3 separate regions of the Homo sapiens genome follow, and all the other regions are linked to region 2. Evidence: chromatin loops called from intact Hi-C (ENCODE). Cell type or tissue: psoas muscle. All regions are shown on one strand. Each heading gives the region's core, and the rest is flanking DNA. Links, peaks and the distances in the headings are about the cores only.

Region 1 (7,376 bases), core at 2,162-4,661, 420 kb after region 2:
TTGAACACCAGAAGTTTTTCAGCATAGAACACAGGGCCAGACACATGACAAATGCTCAGTGAATATTTATGGAAGGAAGAGGGAGAAGAGAGTACAGAAGAGGAAGGTTATGTTTATTTTAGCCTAAAAAATTACCTCGGTTATTACCAAACAGACACTTGGGTTATAAAATCATCTTGGTAAACATGCATCTACTTTAAGCAATGTTCCTTGCTGGTGAAACTTCCAAAACAACCAGTTTATAAAATATGTTTCAGAGAACTGAGCGAGTAGTCTCTGTGTAGCTGGAAGCCCGTTAAATAGCTGGGGATATGTAACATGAATTATTCAGATAATAGGAGAAATAACTGCTTCATACTGCCATCAGGTATTTATCGAGACCAAACTTATGAAGACTTGTTGAAATGAATTGAGTTCTTCTAGAGACTGAACATAATTTTTTCTAGGATTTGCTAAGCCCAAATGACTTACTGATGTTGAATTAAACTTCATTCCCAGAACTCAATCTCTTCTTTTATTACTGACGTCACTTAAAACCTCCAGTTTAAACCAACTGTGTGAAAACAGATTGGGCAATAATTTCTCAAGGAGCGGAGCTTGTTTGCTGCACCTTGGTTTGGTAAAAAGCAAAATCATTTCTCCATGGCAAATATGTCCTCCTTACTTGGGCAGTTGTAATTTTTACTACACAAGATTTTGCTTGTTGATTTAACAGCTTGTGCCTCCTATTAAGGAGCAAGATGTTTTCCAACTGACTGCACAAGCCTCCAAATCAGGTTTTCCCCATAAGTCGTGAGACAAAAAAAAAAAATACTAGTGAGCTATGATAGAAAAGACTAACTGTTGTTAAGAAATGACATTCTGAAATTCCACCAAAGTTAGCTGACGGTCAACTTTGTAGCTCCAATTTTGTAGTTACATGGTTTTTCTCTCATAACTGTAAGTTGAGAATTTACTGCAATAGTTCTGTTTCCTTTGACTTTTTCTGGAATGATATAATTCACCTGAGGATAGGAAGATGTCTTTCCCTCTTGAACAGAGATTTAATTCTTCTTCTCCATTCATATTTATACTGTTTAGTGCAGTGATTCTCAACTGGGAGCAATTTTACTCCTCCCCCCGCCCCCCGGAGCATTGTTATTGTCAATGGAGACATTTCTGGTTGTCACAATGAGAGGTGAAGGATGCCCCTGCCGTCCAGTAGGCAGAGGCCAGGGATGGTGTTAAACACGCTGTGATGTGCAGGACAGCCCGCAAAGCAGAGAATAACCCAGTTCAACCCAGTTCAAGTGTCCATGGTGCCAAGGCTGAGAAACCCTGCGTTACTGCAATCCCCATGCACACTCCTTATTAAACACTGTGTGGAGCAGATGAATAACCCCTTCTTCATTTTCCTCTCCCCTTTAGCTACCACCTTAGTAGCAGCTTTTCTCTACCTTGCTGTCACCTTGAATAGGTGCTTATGTCTACAGTCTCCATCTATCTTCTCACCCGTCCCTTCTGAGTCACTGAGAGTTGGGCTTTCTCTTCACTTTCCGTAAAGGAAAGTGACCCAAGGTCAGCAGGTGGCTCCTCTTTGTCCCCGGACCTTTCTTCATCTCTGATTTAGCTCCCTTTGGGCTCCAACGCTCATCTCAGAAGTCACTGCCTAAGGCCCGCAGCAGCCCCAGGTTCCATTTCTCCTGGTCTCTCAGCTGTTTTCCAGCGTGCCTTGCTGGTTCCCCTCCCCCCGACCCATGTCCTAGCCCAGGGCATATTGCCAGCTCAACCCTCTGGTATCCCACTCTCCTTTCTTCCCTTGGAGCCCTCACCTGCTGTAGTGGGCACATTCACGATCCTTCCTGGGTGCGTGCTTCTCGAATGCACAGCGGTCAGCTTTGACCTTCCGCCAAAGCCTAACCAGTCCGTGTCTGCATTCCTCCCAGCCATTTCCTCTTGGTGATCCCACTGCCAACCTAAGTATAGTTATTCAATAGGCATTTATTGAGTTCTTCTTCTTTGTCAGGGACTTTATTCTGCTGTGGAGACACAGATTAATAGAGCAAAGTCTCTACCCTGGTGGAGCTCACAAACCAGTGAGGGATGCCGACTTGAAAAGACACAAGGCACTGGCTTCCGTGCTAACACGGACATCCATTCGGCCAAGCAGCCATGCCCGGCAGGCCTGGGACCGCATGTCATTGAAACCCCGAAGGCCCAGCAGCCCAGCAGGCAGGCTGGAACAGAAACCGTGCTCCACCCCACTTTGGTGCACAGAATCGTTAAGTATTGGGGGAGCAGAAACCTTCAGGACATTTAAAGGAATTAAATGAATTCTACGCATATACTAATAATGTAACAAAAAATAGAAACTTTTAAAAAGGTGAAATTCCAAATATAAATATAGTAAGTGCTACAAATTCATGTTAAATATAAACAGGTAACAGGAATGATAAACAGAAATTAATAGGAAATCTGCATAGAAATGTTCACTTCTTCCCACTGGGAAATCTTCAGGACTTCTCTCCTTCAGCTCTGTAATTCCCTCCTCCTCGTGGGATGACACAGCCCTCAAGGACGAGTAAATGAGGAAATTGTTACCCTCCATATTAGTTTGCTAAGGCTGCCATAACAAAGTACTGCAAACGGGGGACTTAAACCACAGAAGTTAATTGCCTCGCTGTTCTGGAGACTGGAAACCAAAGATCAAGTCGTCAGCAAGGTTGGTCTCTCCTGAGGCCTCTCTTCTCCCCCTGTCGGGCCTCTTTCCTTCCTCTCCTTGTGTCTTCACACGGCCTTCCCTTTGTGGGTGACTGGGTCCTAACTGCCTCTTCTTAAAAGGACACCAGTCATATTGGATTAGGGCCCACCCTTATAAGCTCATTTTATCTTAATCACCCCTTTAAAGACCCTATCTCCAAATATGGTCATATCCTGAGAGACTGGGGTTAGGACTTTAACATATGAACTTGGAGGGACACAATTTAGCCTAAAATCCTCCATTTCAAGGCCTAAGAGGGCAAAAGGAGGGGGATGTTCCCAGAACTAGAGAGAGCTGCAGTGCAGAGACAGTAGCTGCCACCCGGGGCAGTAGCCCTTGTCCTCCGTGAAGAAGACTGACCCCTGTGGAAAGCCTGCGGTGAGCAGGGAAGAGGAGGAACGAGGCCCCAAGCCTCCTCCCTGCTCTCTTTTTCCACTGCACCTCCCACTGGGCAATCGCCACTGGCAGCCCAAGGACAAGGAGCGGGCACCCCCTAGCGGTCAGGCCACCAGAGCCAGAGCCCCGCAGAGAAAGGCAAAGGCCGGCTGTGGAGGGGAAAGGAGGGAAGAAGGCGCCAGCCCCTCCTCAAAGCCAGCTTCCCTTGGTGATTTCTGGACTAATACGATACAGGTTCCCCGTGGTCAGCCTTAGCCCGCATGATGCGTTTGGCCTGAGGGGGCCTGAGACACGGAAGTCAGTGTCTTCTAGCACCTAACGTCTCCCCTTGGCCACACAGTGCTTCCTTGAGATGGGATTTGATTCTTATAGAATGTTTGCAGTGCCTTGTAGCATTAGAATTTGCCTGCATTCCTTTCTGCCTAAAGCTCAGGTTTGGGACAAAGGGGAACAGTTTCCAGCTGTGATGCTCTAACTTCCATCTGCCTGTGTGTGTTTGTTCTCAGGAGCCCGAGCGGCAGTACATGCACATTGGCACCATGGTGGAGTTTGCTTTTGCCCTGGTAGGGAAGCTGGATGCCATCAACAAGCACTCCTTCAACGACTTCAAATTGCGAGTGGGTACGTTCTGCAAAAGAGGTCTCGGTTTCAGTTGTGGCAAAGATGTGGAATAAGGAGTAAGTCAGGAGATATTGATGATCCTTTCAGTGTTGGAGTAGAACAATTACAAATGCATCCCGTTGCAAGACTGGATGACAGAAGGAAGGACACTTTTGAACAAATTAGAAAAAAAAAAACCCTTTGATTGGACCTAGGCTACCTGCACTCAGTCAAGGTCGCGTCTACAAACACGGCACGCACAGCCTTGAGCCATCCTGCGTTGCTGATTCACTGTGAGACATCCACTAAGAGCTGCTACATTATTTTATGGGCTGTTGCCAATTAAACTGGGACCTGCCACTAACTATAAGATACACCCATATTTCAGAGATGTAAAAATATTTTCTTTAAAAAAGTGGATCTTAGAATTGTTGCAATACAGTTCCATCTTCCTGGGGCCACAAGCTGTAAGAACACCAAATGTGTCATAGGTTCTGAAACAGCGACAGCTTTTCCGATTGTGTTCAAATCCTAGAGAAAAAAAAATCCAGCTTTCTTTATAATATTGTTAAAAAATAACCTTTAGGCCTGGTGCAGTGGCTCATGCCTGTAACCCCAGCACTTTCGGAGGCTGAGGTGGGAAGATCACTTGATTCCAGGAGTTTGAGACCAGCCTGGGCAACATGATGAGACCCCATCTCTACAAAAAATAAATTAGCTGAGCTTGGCGGCGCACGCCTGTAGTCCTAGCTACTTTGGAGGCTGAGGCGGAAGGATTGATTGAACCCAAGAGGTTGAGGCTGCAGCAAGCCATAATAGTGCCACTGCAATCCAGCCTGGGTGACAGAAAGAGACGCTGTCACCAAAAAAAAAAAAAAAAAAAAAAAAAAAAAAGTAACGTTTACTTGGTTGAAAACAAAGGCTTCCTGATTTCTAAATTTTTAACAGACTTTAAGTTGATTTTTTTTAGCATGTTTCATGACTTGCCTTTTACAAATTGTTGTTTTTTTAAATGTGTGTTTTAAGCCATCAAGTCAACACACAGCTTGGTTGCGATGTGTGCAGTTACTTGCAACCATTCAGAGTTCTAAGAGCTTCTTTGACCATTTTATGGTTTTCTTGGCAACACATTTTGCTTCTTCTGAGAGTCAGTTTATATAAGAGCAGTTCAGGCAGCAAATTCTATCTGAATGGTTTTTAACGCTCTCTTACATACAAATTTCAACTTTAAAAAGAAATCTGAATATTTAAAGCCATTTTCTTCCTTTGCTATGGGTATGTCCTGAATGTCATTTAAATCCAAAATATGTTACATCTCTTTCACAAATGAGATGTGTTTCTCCACTTGTACTATTAGTTGTCAGTGTTTAATCATATTTTTCTTTTTCTTTTTCTTTTTTTTTTTTTTCTTTTGTGAGACAGAGTCTTGCTCTGTCACCCAGGCTGGAGTGCAGTGGCACGATCTCAGTTCACTGCAACCTCCACCTCCTGGGTTCACGTGATTCTCCTGCCTCGGCCTCCCAACTAGCTGGGATTATAGGCATGTGCCACCACACCTGGCTAATGTTTGTATTTTTAGTAGAGACAGGATTTCTCTACTATTTATATTTAGTAGATTTAGTATATTTAGTAGAGACATGTTGGCCAGGCTGGTCTCTCACTCCTGACCTCAAGTGATCTGCTCACCTCAGTCTCCCAAAATGCCATATTTTTCTTTCTACTTTCTCAGTTCTGTGCATAGTAAACCCCTATCGGGGGCTCTACCTTACACAAAGATGAGATGACCACACCAAACATGGGCGTGTCCCTTTGACCCCAGAGACTCTACACTGTTTTGACAGCTTGGAAAATGGGCTCCTCAAATTTTGCTACTATACCTCTTTAAAATAAAAAAAAATGTATTACATGGGTGTATTAGGGTTATCTGGAGGGACAGAAATAATAGGATAGATGTATATATAAAGGAAAGTTTATTAAGAAGTATTAACTCACACAATCACAAGGCGAGGTCCCACATTAGGCCGTCTGCAAGCCGAGGAGCAAGGAAGCCAGTCCGAGTCCCAAAGCTAAAGAACTTGGAGTCTGATGCTGGAGGGCAGGAAGCATCCAGCACAGGAGGAAGATGTAGGCTGGGAGGTGAAGCCAGTCTAATCTCTCCACGTTCTTCTGCCTGCTTTTATTCTGGCCACGCTGGCAGCTGATCAGATGGTGCCCACTCACATTGAGGGTGGGTCTGCCTTTCCCAATCCACTCACTCAAATGTTAATCTCCTTTGGCAACACCCTCACAGACACACCTAGGAACAGTACCTTGCATCTGTCAATCCAATTAATTTGACATTTAGTATTAACTATCGCAATGGGAGAATGACCTCTTCTATTATCAAACTTATATAGACCAAAATCATATTGCCCTGCACTGCAGCATGGGACCAGAACGGCTATTTGCCAGTCATATGTGCTACCTCCAACGTGCCATTTTCCTGGTCTAGACTTCAGTGATATTGTTCAGATTCACGCGAACTGTTGAATGGACCTCCTTCCAGTGGTGTTTATTGACATTAAATGTCTACTTTACCCTGATTGTCCAATAACTGATAAAGTCTATACCCTCAACCCCATATATCAGCCTTGTTAGATTTCTAAGGAAGCCTGAACTCAACGTTTCACTTGGCCTTTGATTCTCCCTTTCCCCCGACCCTCTGTCTCTCCCAGGAGGGGACTTCCCTGCTTGACCTCCATGCACTGTGACATCCAGAGGTAGTTCAGGGATAGCAAAGTGGAAGAATAATATTGCCAACAAAAGCGATGGGACAAATAATGAGGTGAATTCACTCCTAGCATCCTTTTCAGCATATCTAGCTGTAGAATCAGTTGGAACCACAAATCAAGCACACTCCTACACTAACTAGAGATGGCCATGTTGCCAGCAATAATCAGTCCAGGCTCTTCCCCACCCCCAGAGCTGCTGACCAAGCAGGGATGAGCAGTGGCCAGAAGAAAAGCTGAGCTGACAGATGCAAGGCTGGAACCGCAGGCCAGTGTCCAGCGGCTGACCCCTGGGTGCTCTGACCTGTGCCAGAGCTGGAATAAATTATTTGAGATGCCTAAACCAGAAGTGTGTTTTCCTGAGTATGCCACAAAATCAAAGGAGAATTTATTTCTTACCTCTTCTGTACCTGCAAAGGTACTGCTTGGAACAGTATTGGGGCTGTTTCCTGACCTAACTTTCCATTGCAAAGGGGAAGCTTTGGCCTGGCGCGGTGGCTCACTCCTGTAATCCCAGCACTTTGGGAGGCCAAGACAGGTGAATCTCCTGAGCTCAGGAGTTTGAGACCAGTCTGGGCAACATGGCAAAACTCTGTCTCTACCAAAAATACAAAAAATTAGCCAGGTGTGGTGGTGTGTTCCTGTAGCCCCAGCTACTTGGGAGGCTGAGGTGGCAGGATCGCTTGAGCCTGGGAGGTGAAGGTTGCAGTCAGCCAAGATTGCGCCACTGCACTCCAGCCTGGGTGACAGAATAAGACCCCATCTCAAAAAATAAAAAAAATAAAAAGACAATGGTTATAAGATGAATCTTGCTAACTCAACTCTGATGTGGCACAGGTATTAACCATGGACCTGTGATAGCTGGTGTGATT
Region 2 (7,376 bases), core at 2,715-5,214:
TGTAGATGATGAGAATCAGCTCTCTGCACAAGGGAAGTGGAGGGTTGTGGGTAGGTGAGAGTTGGTGTGGGTGGGTGTGGGTGGCGGGTACTGTTGCAGACAAAGGAAGAAACAGGGATATAGGTCCAGAAATGGGGGTGGGAGTAGGGTGGTCGCAGAAACTTGAGGGGCTCCCTGCAATTATTTCTGGAGCCTAAAGCAAGAGGTATAATGGCATTAGACGGTTAAGCAGGGCAGCTGCAAGCAGGAAGGAGATGATGAGGGAAGAAACTGGGGGAGACTTGAGAAAATACTGGGTAACATTGGCAGCAACAATAGTTGTTTGGATGTGGGCCAGTGACAGAGTAAGAGCAGTACAGTCCAAGCCTCCTGGAGCCAGGAGAAGGTTTGTTAGGTTCGGACATTGAGTTCAGTTTCAGACTTGTCACTTATGAGAGCTGAGGGTGTGGCTGGGGTACTATTTGGAAGAGAAGTGCACAGTTACTTAGGCATGAAGATATTCATATGTATCGCGTGCTGCAGCACTCAAATGTGCTACTTAAAATATTTATTATGGTTTCTTTTTGAAGTCTTCCATTTAATAGCAAAAAATCCTGGATTTATTATAGGCAATCTGTAACTCAGTCCATGAACATGAGGCCTTACAGCATTTGAAATTAAATTTAGAAATATATCACATTTTACAAAAATGCTAGGTGTAATGAACAAACAAAATCCAGCAAACAGCAAGCCTATTCTGATCGTTCTTCTTACTACCCCCTACGCTGGTCTTCACACTTGGCAATCAGTGTGGCCATGCAGGGAGCTCACACATTATACTGCATCCTACCTCTGCCTTCTTGATGTCAATATCTCAATACAGTTAAGCTGCAAAGAGGATGAAATTCTTTTTTTTTTTTTAAATGGAGTCTCACTCTGTCACCTGGGCTGGAGTGCAATGGCGTGATCTCGGCTCACTGCAACCTCCGCCTCCTGGGTTCAAGCGATTCTCCTTCCTCAGCCTCCTGAGTAGCTGGGATTACAGGCCCCTGCCACCACGCCTGGCTAACTTTTTGTATTTTTTTTAGTAGAAACAGGTTTCACCATGTTGGCCAGGCTGATCTCGAACTCCTGACCTCGTAATCCACCCACCTCGGCCTCCCAAAGTGCTGAGATTACAGGTGTGAGCCACTGTGCCTGGCCAAGGACGAAGGTTTAAATTAACGCTTTATAAATCCTGGGAGACTTCATTGATATTGCCCAAGATGTGTTACTGGGAACACACGTTTTGCCCAAGATTTGTTGCTGGGAACTCACAGTACTAGATGCCATTTTCTCTTGATAAAAAATCAACCTCAATGATATTTTCTCCAGATAATCTCTTTTCCTGGACACATTTATTTTGTCATTATTTCTTTAGTATCTCACCTTATATGTACTGTTACCCTTTGCTCTATTGGTCAAGTGGAATTGGTAGCAATAGATGTTCAATCTTTCATGAAAACCTTGCCACTTTAAAATTTGAAAACATCATGAGGTTTTTAAAGATATAGTGGAGGGTACTGTTTAATATAGTATAATAGCAAACATATAAAGACAACCTCTTCAGGACCTGGAAATATTTTTGTCAAATGAAGTTTTGCTTAATCCATTGCCATTACTCATCAATTGAACTCAGTTTTTAAAAGAATGAAGTTGTCTGTGTCTTTCTTGATTTATTCATTCATTCATCTAGCACATACTTATTAAGCACTTATTATGTGTTTTGCAAATTTCAGGTAATAGGACTATAAGGAACAAAAGAAACAAAATCTTTTGCCTTGACAGAACTTACCTCTTAGTGAGGGAACACAGGCCACGTTAATACAAAAGTAGGATTTGTGGGTGTTTACTAATTGTTATGATACACCACTAATACACTTTTTTCTTGCTTTATACCAAAGGAAATAGTACTTATTATTAAATAATTAGACAAAATTCAACAACCTTCTTGGTGCAGTTCAATTTTATTATATTTATATATTTTTAATTGGATGCAAACAATTTTTTTCCTTTCAGTCTAAAAATATTGATTAAAATCCATTCCTTTACCCAGCGGTGGTACAAACATGTTTGAAAGAGTCTTAGAAAAATTGGTCCATTCTTTATTTTCTTACTTTAAAAATAAATCAGCTGAAGCTTGGAGATCTTATGTGACTTCTCCAACGATGTATAGTTGATATCAGAGATGGAACAAAATCCAGTACATTAAGGAAGCAATTCTGAGAATATTCACAATTACTACACTATAGTGTGGAATAAGACTAGAAGTGAATTTGATTTATTTTCAAATTAAAAAAATTATGAATCAAAACATGTGAAGTGGCTTAAAATCATATGTTGGTTGAATTGAATGAGAAAGGTGAAATTGGACAAAAACATGCATGAACTATATCTCGGCATGGTTCCATAGAGGCCATGTCTTGTCCCTCAATAAACATTTTTTTTTTAAATTTTAGAGCATAATTAAGTTACTCCTTAATGACTATTTTAAGAGACACTAACAAGGGTATAAAAATAAAAGCCAAGGTATGTGAACTTTCCATTTACGTAAGCTTGCTAAATAAGCCCCTCTTCCTGCACCTCTCTAGGCAACTGATCCTGAGCACACGTCTCCATGGCGGCAGGAGTCATTGCTTTTTAGATCACGTTCTCCGAGCAAGAGCCGAGAAATCGATATCTCTCACAAGGCTGTAGACGTGCTGGAACTGATTAGTCATTAACCTATTGTCACTCCTCCCAGCGCTCATGGAAGGAGTTGCAGCATGTCAATGGATTTTAAAAGAGTACCAGGATTAAACTTCTCCATGGCAGTGGGCATTTGTGAAAGGTCTGTTCTGAAATACCAGTACCATCTTCTCACATGTTAAGGGCCAAAAATCTCAGTAAGTCACTCCAAATCAGGTTTTACAGATGATTTTTTGAAATATTGATTCTGGTATTGTCCCTGAAAATTTAATTTATCAAATAAGCCAATTAAGAAGCGTCTTTTAAAGGCACGTAGGGACCATTCAGCACTGGATGGACAAGAAAATGAACATATTAATCTTACAGTCAGCAACGTTTTGTTGATGCTTTGGAAACTGAACTGCAAAGGAGTACTTAAATGAACTGAAAGAGTTAATTTGACTTCTAAGAGCCATAAACTGGCTTGGGTTGGGTGGATTCTGTATTCCCAGACTCTGGTTCAATAAAAATGTAAATGTTATCTGGGTACACAAAGCATATTTCATGGCGATAATGAATCTGTTGACATACTGTTCATACTTTATTATATAAATTTTAGTAATGTATTTGCCAGAGAGAAAAATGAATACACAGGGAAAGACTCTGTGCTCAGCTCTACAATCTGCCCCAGGTTGGCTGGCACACGTTCGCTTCTGACCTTGGCGCAGTTTGCTGGGCTGCCTTGATTTAATCAATCAGAGCCCTGTGGATGTTGAGAGGAACACGACGGCGTCATTGACTGAGCTAATCTAACTGGATTTGAAATAGGAGCTAGAAGATGGGTTATTTTTAAACCAAAACCCACTGATGCATAAACCTATCCTGCAGCGTGATTGCTTAGATTTATAATCGATTAGGTGTGTCTTAGTGTGTATGTAATCCCTGAGAGGTGACCACATTAGGAGGGGATGGGCTTGAGTTCGCAGGCAGAGGAGGCCTTCTCCTTTGGCTGGCCTGCCGTAGGCTCTGCCTGCAGGCCCAGAATGGAGTGCTGTTTAGTGTGACCTGTTACCAGCATGGGCTTTCTAATTTGCAAGGCCGCGGGCAAAACGGACATGCAGAACCTTTTGATCAAAAATTTTGAAGAATTTCAGGGTGGTGACAGCAGAACCTTAAACCAGCTGCACAAGTCACAGATCCAAAAAGTCAGCCTTGCTTGCTGGGTTATGAGGATAGAGGGCTGCCCTCTAGCGTTACAGGAAAGAGGAATTCTGCTTCCTGATGTTTGCTTTTTATTTTTTCTCCCACAGGCCCAGTTAGAGATTCCCCAGCAGGTTTCTTTTTGCAACAAATAAATTGCTACAGAGTAAATATATGGGAGAACCTCTTGCTCTCCAGGCCTTACCCTTGGAGTGGCAGCCCTGCTACCCAGAGACACAGAAATGAACCAGAGGTCTCCTTTGGGGTCCCTTTAGTTTCAAGAGTCCATATTTCACGCTCCTGGCTTTGTACTAAAGGACGTTTTTCATTTTACTTCATATGGCTTGTAAGTTATTATTTTGTTTCTTTTTTTCTTTTTTTCCTTTTTGAAATACAAACTTGTGGAGAACTTTTTAAAAGGCATACTTAGTGCAATCGATTCTAAAACATGAATACAGAAACTGTAATGATTGTACTGTTTCACTTTTTTTGGTATTAAACATAAAGCAATGACAGAAGCCCGCATAAAAATAAGCATCAAAACAAAACAAAGATCAAACAAAGCCTCAGAGAAGCACTGACATATTCTTCATTTTTATATTATTTTCCTTCTAAGTCCTGTGTCTATGATGATGAAATTTAAATTGTAGTGTTCAGGAGGAAAGGAGGAGTAGGAATGTTGATTTTTGTTCCTGTTTCACTTCTTGTAGCCTTACTTTTCAAAGTAAATTGGAAACTATTACAAGGGTCCCAGGATCCCTGTCTTTCCCACGCCTTCACCCTGCCCCCTTCATCCAGCACATGGTAGGCACATAATGTTAGTTTAATAAACTAATGGAAGGATGAGTGAATTAAAAAAAATTCAAAAAGATCAAGGGCAAAATAATCTCCATGTCATTACATTGTAACAAAATTTCTTAAAAGTCTTAAGACTGCCTTTACCATACAGAGAACATATATATGGTATACATACTGGATATTTAAAAGATTCCACTTCCCCACTAGGAAGAAGGAGACAGTAATTAAGCATTTCCTTTTCCTCATAAGTTTTTCAGCTCTTTTCGCATAAACCTAAATGACGGATTATTTATTTTTTCTCCCTTCTTGAGTGGGTGAAGACAAACATGTATCAATACAAGGGGTAAAGAAGCAGCAAAGATTGAAGAGAAGATGAATAATTAGTCTGTTGCTAGCACAGGAAAGGACTGGAAATGTGCAACTCTGCCCGCCCCAGAAAGACCAAGCACACAGCCGGAGGAAGACAGAACCAACACAATAGAAACCGTGTCCAGCTTCCCACTCAACCGTGTTTCCTTGGAAGGGATTGGGTTCTGGATATTTATACCGCGGATTCATCAGTGTTGTCTGTCATGGAAGCTTGCTCTCAGAACCTTCAAAAACCTAAAATCTGGGAGTATAGTAATCACATCCTGAGGTTCATAGCAAAGCACCGAGCCCAAAGCATCCAGCCCAGTGAGGTTTGGTGGGAGGGTCTGAGGTTGAAATTACCTGGGTTACAGTCACAGGAGGGTGTTGGAGTGGAGGGCAGGCAGGACAGGGTGGGGGCAGCAGTCCATAAACACTGCAGGGAAGAGAATTTCTTTCTGCTGCTAGGGCAGGATGACCCACGGTGGGAGGTGAGCCTTGGGACCTACAGGAGGCTTCAGGGGGACACCCCCCCACCCATTGCCTCCTCCTCCACTCCTTGTTTCCAGGTCCTCAGAAGGAGGGAAGTCCAGGGACCAGGGAGCCTGGTGGGGCCGGACCTGAGGTACTGCACGCAGCCCTGGGCCCAGTCTCCTCGGCCACCTCCCTGCCTCTGGTGTCTATGAGATCTGCGGGTGAGCTGTGCAGCTCCTGAGCCCTCATCCTTAGGCCCTGTGGGCACTGACGGATGCTAAAATGAAAACCTCTGGAAGGATCCGTGCCCGGCCTGGCCCTGTGCTCAGGGTAACGCAGCTACCTAGCTTACATGCCCTCTGCCAGCGAGGAGGACAGGACAGCCAGGGAGGCGGGGCATGGGGCCATTCGAGAAGGTTCTGAGGTCTTAGGTGGTGACAAGGCTGAGTCCTGAGAGCTGGTCATCTCCTGGAAGAGATGAAAAGTGCATGGAACAGCCCTCTGGGGCTGCCCTCTGGGATGCTCGCTGGTGGCAGGAGAAGGGAGGGCTCTTGTGCCTTGGATTCCTTGGGGTAAGGCTTTGGGGGAGGAGGTGGGATTTGGGGGCTCTTTGGGCCGGACCACACTCGAATAGGAGGAAACTTCCAGAAGGGTGGGTTCCTTTGGTGATAAGCAATGAAGCCCCTTCGGCCCCCAGGGCGAAGGCCAGCGGCCTCCGCTCCCACGCGTGTCGGGAGGGGACACTGTCCCTGGTGACATCCGCCCCCACAACGCTCCTGCCGGGTCTCTAGCGCCTCCTGCGTCCAGGCCCCCAAGGTGACAGGGAGGGAGCTACTCCCAGGGCCGACCCGCCCGCTCCCGCGCCCAGCCGCTCTCCCCGGCGCCCCTTTGCCGCCATCCCCGCTCAGCAGAGGGGCTCGGCGAGGACCACGACCAGCCACGGGGCAGCTCTGTAAACCTGTGATATGACAGGCTTATACGGCACCTCCAAAGTGTGACTGAAGCTGAGCGTGCAGGGCGCAACGGACGCTGCCCCCGCGAGGCCGTGGCGGGGGCTCCCAGTGCAGTCACTGCCGCTTCACTTCCACATGGTGCCGGTCTCCAGTTAGGTCCCCTGGCGTTTCCGCGCCCTGCCGCCCTCGCAGGGAGCCCCGGCCCTCTCAAGAGGGTGGAGAGGATGGGGGAGCCCTCAACCCTGCTACGCTGAGGGGAAGAAGGGCTGGACGGCAAACCGGTGCCCACCGCGGGGAGGCGGGAAGGGTGGGAAATCCTCTCCAGCTCCCCAAAAGAGTGAAAAGGAGGGAGACCCCGCTGTCCTCTGACCCGCGTACTAAAGGAGGGACCCCCCGGGTCCTCTGACCCCGGCTGCGCTCTGTGACTGTGGGGGAGGGTGGGAGCAGGCCCCGCAGCCCACTAAGGGGTGGAGGAAACAGGAGGGTGGCAGCGTCCCTGCCCGCTGACCTTGAGGTAGTGGAGAGGAGCTGAGGAGCCCCGCAGTGCTCCGAGCCAGGTGGGGCGGGGGGAGTGGTGGGGGTAGGACTCCCTCCCTCCACCCCTTAGGCTGTGTTCTCACTTCGTAGCGGGGAGGGCCGTCCCTCCCACCCCACCCACGCTGCACTCGGGATAGGGCAGAGGAGGTGGACGACCTGGTGGCTGAGTGTGGGAGGCCGGCGGGCGAGGACGACCCCGGGCCGGGGCGCAGCGGGAGCCCCTCAGTTCGCCACTCCCCCCACCGTACAGCCCCCGCCGTCCCCAGCCTGCAGCCGGGCCGTCGGGTGGGGGCCGACACCGCCCCTGCACGGAGGCCGGCTGCGCGCGGGGCGGGGAGCGGCGGGCGGAGGGCCCCGTGGAACCCGCCCCCTCCCGCGCGG
Region 3 (7,376 bases), core at 2,162-4,661, 570 kb before region 2:
CTAGCTCGTTTTCTAGCTCTCTGTGGTGCCCTCTGATGACACATCGGGACAGGTTTCTTGCTGTGCCAGATTTGGCTTCACTGGTGTCTGTGCCCTCCCATCCAGTTACGCCTCTTCTCACCTCCGTGCTGTCCTCAGCTCGCCTGGGCATTGCTGAGTATGTTTGTAGGGTCTACCACTCACGGACCTCCAGACATAGGTGAGAATCAGTTCTTTTTCTTAATTTTTTTAAATTTTATTATTAAATTTTTTTTTATTATACTTTAAGTTCTAAGGTGCATGTAACGTGCAGGTTTGTTACATATGTATACATGTGCCATGTTGGTGTGCTGCATCCATTAACTCATCATTTACATTAGGTGTATCTCCTAATGCTATCCCTCCTCCCTCCCTCCACCCCAGGACAGGCCTCAATGTGTGATGTTCCCCTTCCTGTGTCCAGGTGTTCTCATTGTTCAGTTCCTACCTATGAGAGAGAGCATGCGGTGTTTGGTTTTCTGTCCTTGTGATAGTTTGCTCAGAATGATGGTTTCCAGCTTCATCTATGTCCCTACAAAGGACATGAACTCATCCTTTTTTATGGCTGCATAGTATTCCATGGTGTGTCTATGTGCCACATTTTCTTAATCCAGTCTGTCATTGATGGACATTTGGGTTGGTTCCAAGTCTTTGCAATTGTGAATAGTGCCGCAATAAACATACGTGCGCATGTGTCTTTATAGCAGCATGATTTATCATCCTTTGGGTATATACCCAGTAATGGGATGGCTGGGTCAAATGGTATTTCTAGTTCTAGATCCTTGAGGAATTGCCACACTGTCTTCTGAGAATCAGTTCTTTATTTCCAAATCCATGTCTATCCTCCTGAGCTATTTGTGTGTATGTGTGTGCATTATTTGTGTGTTTGTACATCATGCAAAGTAATGAGATGTTTAGAGGCAATGGCAAAAAGGAACAAACTGTCTTGCTTATTTTATTCCCCCCAAGTCTCTTCTTCCCCCTTCCAGCCTGTTTTTATGTATAATCTTCTGGTGGGGTTGGGAAGTGTGGACAGTGAAGGGAAAGCACCTTGCAAATTCTTGTCAATTTTCTCTAACTAGGAGGGTCTCATGCTTGTGTCAGTGCCACAAGCTGAAGGCCACCAAGAGGATATCTAAAGGTTAACAAGCTGGGTTTATTACTCATTTTGACAAGAAAGAACACACATGGTGAAGAACAATAAGGCGTCTCAGTAGGAGAAGGAGGTATAGGATTTGGGCTTTGGTTGGGTGATTGGGAGAGGGTGTAAGGCAGCAGGTGTTTGCTGTGGATTGGTTGCTGTCAGAAAGCAGGGAAGATCCTATGATTGCGTCTCCCCCATGTGTCTTAGTCTCATCTGTAGGGAGGGCAAGCTGCGGTGAAGATAAGCCTGCAGGGGATAAGAAGCAGCTGTCACTCACTCTAATCAGGAGGTGGTACAGCGACCTTGTTTTTGTCTGTGCTTAGACAAAATTATAAAGCTCCTTGGTTTGTCTCACTTACTCCTGCTCTGAGTAAGCTCACCGGGGGAGCTGTTCTGTGAGAATGTTTATGTCCAAGAGAAAAATAACCTGACCCCCCTGTGAGCGTCAGGGTCTGCTTTGATTTCTTCCTTCCTCACCTGGCGACCTCCTTACTGAACCCAGTGGTTTCTCATATGTTTGTCCTTGACTCTGTGTGTGCACATGTGATTGTGTGCATACATGTGTGTCTATGGGGCAGAAAGGGGAAAGGAAAGTAGAACTCATTTCAGGCCTCATGTAAACAACCAGAAGGTAAAACTTCGCATCTCACCCCGCTCCACTTGTATTTGATCGCTGTTTAATGGCAGGCGGCTCTGGACAGAGCTAATTTTCCTCTGAGTCAACCTCACAAATCTTGTTTTCTTTATTCTCTCATCACCTCCCTCCCTCTTCTGCCTGATGTTGCCGGCCCCCTTGTGGAATAATCTCAACAGCATGGGCTATTTTGCTGTTTTGCTGCGTCTCTATTTAGGGGCACTGATTTGTTCCAAAGTTACTTGAAGAATCATCTGTGATGGGTGGTCCCATAAGGGCGTGGCTCATCAGTTTTTCTGGAAGCAATTGAAAGCCCAGAAATGTATTAGGGCTCAAGCATTGCAATAAAGCCCAGAACTGAAATTCCTGTGTGGGAACTGCAGGATTATATGAGAAATAAAACAAAACAAACCAACAAAAAACCCAAAGACAAAACAAACAAACAAAAGAATGGGGAAAAAAAGGTGATATGAGGAAGGATCACTGGGAGGTGCTGTTTCTCCACTGAGGCTAACGGGGTTGAGCAGTGGGCTCTGAGCTTTGTTTAACTTCTCTCCTCTGTATTCCGAAGTGTGCTGCGTGGCTTGCGGTCTGTGAAGAATTGTCGCAGCTCTTGCCTGGCAGCTTATCACTGTCGGTTATGCTTCTTTCCAGTCACACCTTGCTCCAAATGACTTAGCTGATGTCTTCCTCTCAGAAGTGTACCTGACTAATCCTTTTCTTCTATGATTTAATTTGGAAGGGAGCTGCTTTTTTCCCCTTCCTTTTTGCATTTATTCAGGTACTATGACAGCTTACAGTTGACGAAGATTGCATTTTCTGATGGAGAGTGGTATAAGCGAGCTTGAAATTTTGGGTTAGACCTATTCCTCCCTTAAGAATGTCAAACTTAAAATATTTTTCAAATATACTGTGTGACAGAAACATTTATTGCTCAGTGAAAATCCATGTGACACCCACATTTCCCAGAGCCTTGGGGTTAGGCAGGGCCATGTAGCAAGCTCTGGAGAGTGGTCCTCAGCATGACCGTTGGGCTTCTAAAGCATTTAAGAGAAGAGGCATGGCCCTTCAGTTCTCCCTTCACTGATGCAGTGCCCTGGAAACCATGCAATCCAAATGGTGCAGCCATAAGGAGCAATTCACCTGGGCCTCCAAGTCGCTGCTTGAAGCTGAGAGTCCTTAGATAGTGGCTGAAACCACAGAAGACTTGTGGGGTGAGTGGGTGGGGGGTCAAATGGAGCTTTATGCAAAGCCACTGAGATCTGAGGGTTGGTTTGTTACTGCAGCATAACACATTCTGATTAATACAAAAATATTTAAATGCTAGAAACTACTGCATCTGCAATAACTAAGAAATAAACTAATGCATTACTAACAGAGATAATTAACAATTTAATAGCATTTAAAAAGTTGGAATCTTGATGCTTAGGAAATAGAATTTGTGGAGTTTCTGTGAAGGGGCTTTTTGAGAGAATGAAGGGCTAGCAGTCAGTGACATTGTTTGACTTCACATCAAATGTCTTCCTTTTCGTTACCTTCATACAGGCTCTGAGCATAATTGGAGTCATTTAAACATTTTTACTCATAAATAGAAAAATTTTTATTTTTTGGAAAGAATGGCAAAAAGGAAAAGGGAGGCATTTGCCATGAAAGTGTGAGAAAATGATTGCGTTAGGTGGAAGTACCTGGGCTGTGAGCAGCGATGCATGAAAGAGAAAGGAAAAGCTCTGTGTATTCACGATTCTAAGAGCCTAGAGGAAAAGCTCTGTTGCTGATTCTTCCAAGAGCCTAGAGAGGTTGAACTTTAAATCAGACAGTTCCTAAGTGTGGCCTCTAGAGGTCGCCACCATCCCACGACAGCTTGGTGGTTGAGCGGTGGGTGATAAACGAGGAAGACTGTAGGGGCGCCTGTTCGCGTGTAAAGACTATAAGAAACTTCATTTGTTTTTGCATTCTGGAAATAATGTTCATATGCAGCAGTTTTAAAAATCGATGTTAGAGAATGCAGTTAAAATTCTCTCCTAAATTTAGTTATTTCTTAATAAAATCCAAATGTTTGCAGAAGTACATGTTAAACAAAACAGGAGGTGACTGTGTGATTTAAAAAATAATTCCCGTTAGGATTTCTTTAAATGTTAACCATTCTACTTCATTTCATCAATTTAGAATAATTTATTTATGGCAACATTTTAGAAGTAGACTTAATAAAGAAAAGTGTACCAGGATAGTTTAATCTGATTTAACTCAATATTAAGTTTCCTGAACTCTATAGACTATACACAGTCATATATAACCAGAACTATTCCTTGGGTGACTTCCCAGAGGCACATTTTGTTAATAGTCTTTTGGGCGATTTTCTTGCTCATCATGAAACCATAGTAGGTGCTAAAGTACTTCCTCGTTAATTTTTTGTTTTTCAAAATTTTCTGTAAAAATCATGGAGTTAAATAGAATATGCATACACACATTATTTATTTTAAAAGTATTTTGCTTTTTCCAAACAGTGGGAAACATTCAAAGTGTGTTTCTGGGGTAATAGCAGCTTTTTAGAAAGTTTTTAAGAACCTGAGAACTAAAGAGATGATGTTTTAGCATTTATTCACTTTGTCCCTCAAAGCACGGCAGAATTATTTAGAGCTGCTTGTTTGCCTCTTTTTAGACATCTCGTTAGGATTCAGACTGTTTCTTGCACAGGGGAGATCTCAGCCTGAGGAAAACATGATGTAGAATGCATTGGGAAGATTCCAGTAAGATCAAGGGGAGGGGGCTTGGAGATGGAAAATGGGCCAGGACTTTCCGCTGTGCCCCACTTCTGCCTTGCAACCCTGTCGTCAACACGGGGATGGTGACCACTATAAGCACAGCTGCATTTGCTTCAAGACATAAAATGCAGACTTCCCTGCTTGGTGTGAAGGTGCCACAGGCAAGCAGACTGACACAGGCTCTGGAGGGAAATCGTGCATCCTGTCTGTTGCACGCGAGGATGCGATGGCCACAGTGATGCTCCAACCCACGTCTGTTAAGTGGGAGCAGAGCCAGGAGCTGGGCGATGGAACCCATGGTTTCTGAAACAGGAGAGTTGCTGCTTCACAGCGTGGAGGTGCACAGTCCAGCCTCTCACAGTTGCCTTGGCTAGCAGCAGAGCAAGGGAGGATCAGGTGGATAGTGTGGTGATTACAAATGCAGCTCGATGCTTTCAGTTGTGGCACCAAATACATTCTAATATTTAAAAGGACCTGTGAATTGTAAGAGCTGGAAAACTAATCGAAGATGGACAGTGCACCCTGGTGACAGACTCATTCCCCTAGTCTGGTGTTGAGGACATACTATGCTGTTAGTGCTTACCATGTAGGAGGTCAACACACTGAAGGAAACTCAGCCACTTTCTCATTCATAACTGCACAATAATGGCCTCCATTATGCTTTTTGGAGGACCCCTTTTTTGGACCACAGCTAATCGGGCTTCCATCTGTCACCCAGGTGTCCCTTGGCCAGAGTCATTGCCCTCGAGGTTTCCCTCAGTGTGGCTGGCTCAGCTGGCTGCCTGCGTGGGCAGCTCCTATCACCTCTGCCAATTCTCCAGCTTGCTTTCTTCTGACTTTCTCAGTCACTGCTGAAAGTGGGTTTGCAAAGCAGTTTCTTCTTCCCCCACAGCGCCCTGTCCCACCAGGCTGGTATGAAACCCCGGCTGCCTTCCCTAGAAATCCCAGCAAACCAAACCAAACCTCTGTGAGGATCCCTGACGAGGCCCCGGTGAGGGAGGACCCGAGGCAGGACACACTCCACCGCCCGGCCGCTCCTCCTGTGCAGGCCCCTCACCCTCTACGCGCTGCTCCGAGTCCAAGGCTCCCAGTCAGCCGCCTCTGGGTGCCTTAGACCACCGAGGGTCCAGAGTGGGGGACCTGGGAACCTTTCCCCCGACTCTGCTCTGCCGATGTTTTCCGCCCACACGGCGGCAGCACCACTGTGTCCCCTGGGGAGACCTGCTGTTGTTCCGGCTTCCCCTCCCACAGGGCTGACCCGTGCACCTCTTCCATTTGCCTCTCCAGCCAGGGGTGGCTGTCGCTTTCTGCTGTTGCTCACCCTCCCTGTTTGCTGCTCGGCCCCCTCCGTCACGGGTGACCAATCCCCTGCACGGAGTTCTCTCTGTTGTTCAAGTGGCCCAGTTGTTTCCCTGGCCAGATCCTCAAGGACACAGTTGTCTCCTTCCTCCGCTGACTCTTTCATTTTCTTCTATTCCATTTTGTCCACGAATATTCCTCTGTCTTCCAGAAGTAGGTGATTCTGACACCTAAGCCTCGTGGCTGTTCCCATTCCTCTGAGGAATGCAGTCCTGACAGCATCCTTATCCCCCCGGGGATCAGTGCTTCCTGAGTCGTAGAGAACTGTTTCTGTACCTTGTTGTGAATAACTAGACAACATTTTGTCTTACCTAATCAAAATGTCCCCCAAAATCCTTAGGTTCTTTTAAAATGAATACATTTTTACACTTTGGGTTACAATCTGAAGATTAACACCAGTGCAATATATGATTAGTTTAGAAGCCTCCCTTTCTAGTACATGAAAAAAAAAAAAGCAATGAGTTTTATGATCAAAGTTAAAGAATTAGCCTCTATATACCTTGAGAGGTGTCAGTCAAGCACATTTGATCTGCATTGATTCTGGTTTTGTTTTCAGGCATTCTAGAGTTTCCATTTATTGGACATCCTATGTCTATTTTTTGTTTATCTTATACATCTAAATCTTTTTCTTCTGATAGGAAATGTTTCCTGCATTCTGGGTGATTTTATGCAGCTTGTCTGAGGAAGTGCTAATTCTGTTAACTCCCCAGTGTTGATTCTCCGTTTTATTCTGTGCACTGTGGGCTTACCTCCTGGGTGGTATCACTCTGTGCTGCGACTTCTCGGCATAAACAGAGCTCTTTTTCTTGCTCTGATCCCGCCCCGGCTCTTCTTTGATCTTCTGTTTCATGGAGCTCACCTGAACGTCTCCAGCCTCAGCAGCTTCCGATGGCCCTGCAAGTTGATGTTCCTGAGCTCCTATACAATTCCGGGTATATTTCTGTGTTTTTAAGGACTTTAAAATAAACATATACGCCACCTACTGTATGATTCCAACTACATGACATTCCGGAAAAGGCAAAACTATGGAGATGGAAAAAAGACATCAGTGGTTGCCAGGACCTGGGGGGAGGGAGGGATGAACGGGCAGAGCCCTGAAGAATTTCAGGACAGTGAAAATGTATGATACTGTAATCATGTGTATCCATGTCATTCTGCACTTGTCCAAACCACAGCATGCACAATTCCAATCGTGAATCCTGGTGTAAACTATGGATCTAGGTGATTAGGATGCATCAGTACAGGTCCACCAGCTGTCATGACTGAACCGCTCTGGTGCAGGGTGCTGATAGTGGGGGAGGCCGGATGGGTGTGGGGTACGAGTATATAACTCTCTGTACCTTCTGCCCAATTGTGCTGTGAACCTAGAACTGTTCTAAAAAATAAAATCTATTAAAATATGTACATATGCATGCAACAATTCTCTATGCAATTAAAAATAATATAGGGACTTTAGAAT

What was found. Hi-C counts contacts between places; a loop is a spot of excess contacts. Peaks named below come from ENCODE experiments on the same cell type or tissue, not always from the same donor. Only the 100,000 strongest peaks of a DNase experiment are listed, where the experiment ranks them.
Region 1: it touches region 2 in a loop (2.6-fold over the local background); 7 of 110 quality-filtered maps call a loop at or near these places.
Region 3: a loop joins it to region 2, with 4 times the contacts of the local background. A loop is called at or near these places in 18 of 110 quality-filtered maps.

Annotation. Positions count from the first base shown.
Region 1 is chr5:7,813,224-7,820,599 of GRCh38, forward strand. ADCY2 (adenylate cyclase 2) reads left to right here. Exons shown (of 25, transcript NM_020546.3): 23 at 3,643-3,757; 24 at 7,342-7,376. Among named protein-coding and RNA genes, the nearest start is that of CFAP90, 34 kb to the right of the region's middle. RefSeq lists a silencer at 1,613-1,907 and enhancers at 1,977-2,514, 2,751-3,479, 3,480-4,207. In psoas muscle, for the core only: a CTCF peak has its summit at 3,233 (motif pointing left); a DNase peak (open chromatin) is centred at 3,218; H3K27ac peaks cover 510 bases.
Region 2 is chr5:7,388,682-7,396,057 of GRCh38, forward strand. It overlaps LINC02142 (long intergenic non-protein coding RNA 2142), which reads left to right. Exons shown (of 4, transcript NR_183263.1): 4 at 2,610-3,223. It overlaps LOC107986403 (a long non-coding RNA gene), which reads right to left and starts at 7,268. Exons shown (of 2, transcript XR_001742597.2): 1 at 5,395-7,268; 2 at 1,967-5,293. RefSeq lists enhancers at 6,007-6,772, 6,773-7,376. In psoas muscle, for the core only: CTCF peaks have their summits at 2,791 and 3,930 (motif pointing left); no DNase peak of the experiment used is centred there; H3K27ac peaks cover 2,500 bases.
Region 3 is chr5:6,817,414-6,824,789 of GRCh38, forward strand. All of the region lies in intron 1 of LINC02236 (long intergenic non-protein coding RNA 2236), which reads left to right. Among named protein-coding and RNA genes, the nearest start is that of MIR4278, 6.8 kb to the right of the region's middle. RefSeq lists an enhancer at 5,719-6,303. In psoas muscle, for the core only: CTCF peaks have their summits at 2,276 and 3,650 (motif pointing right); a DNase peak (open chromatin) is centred at 3,645.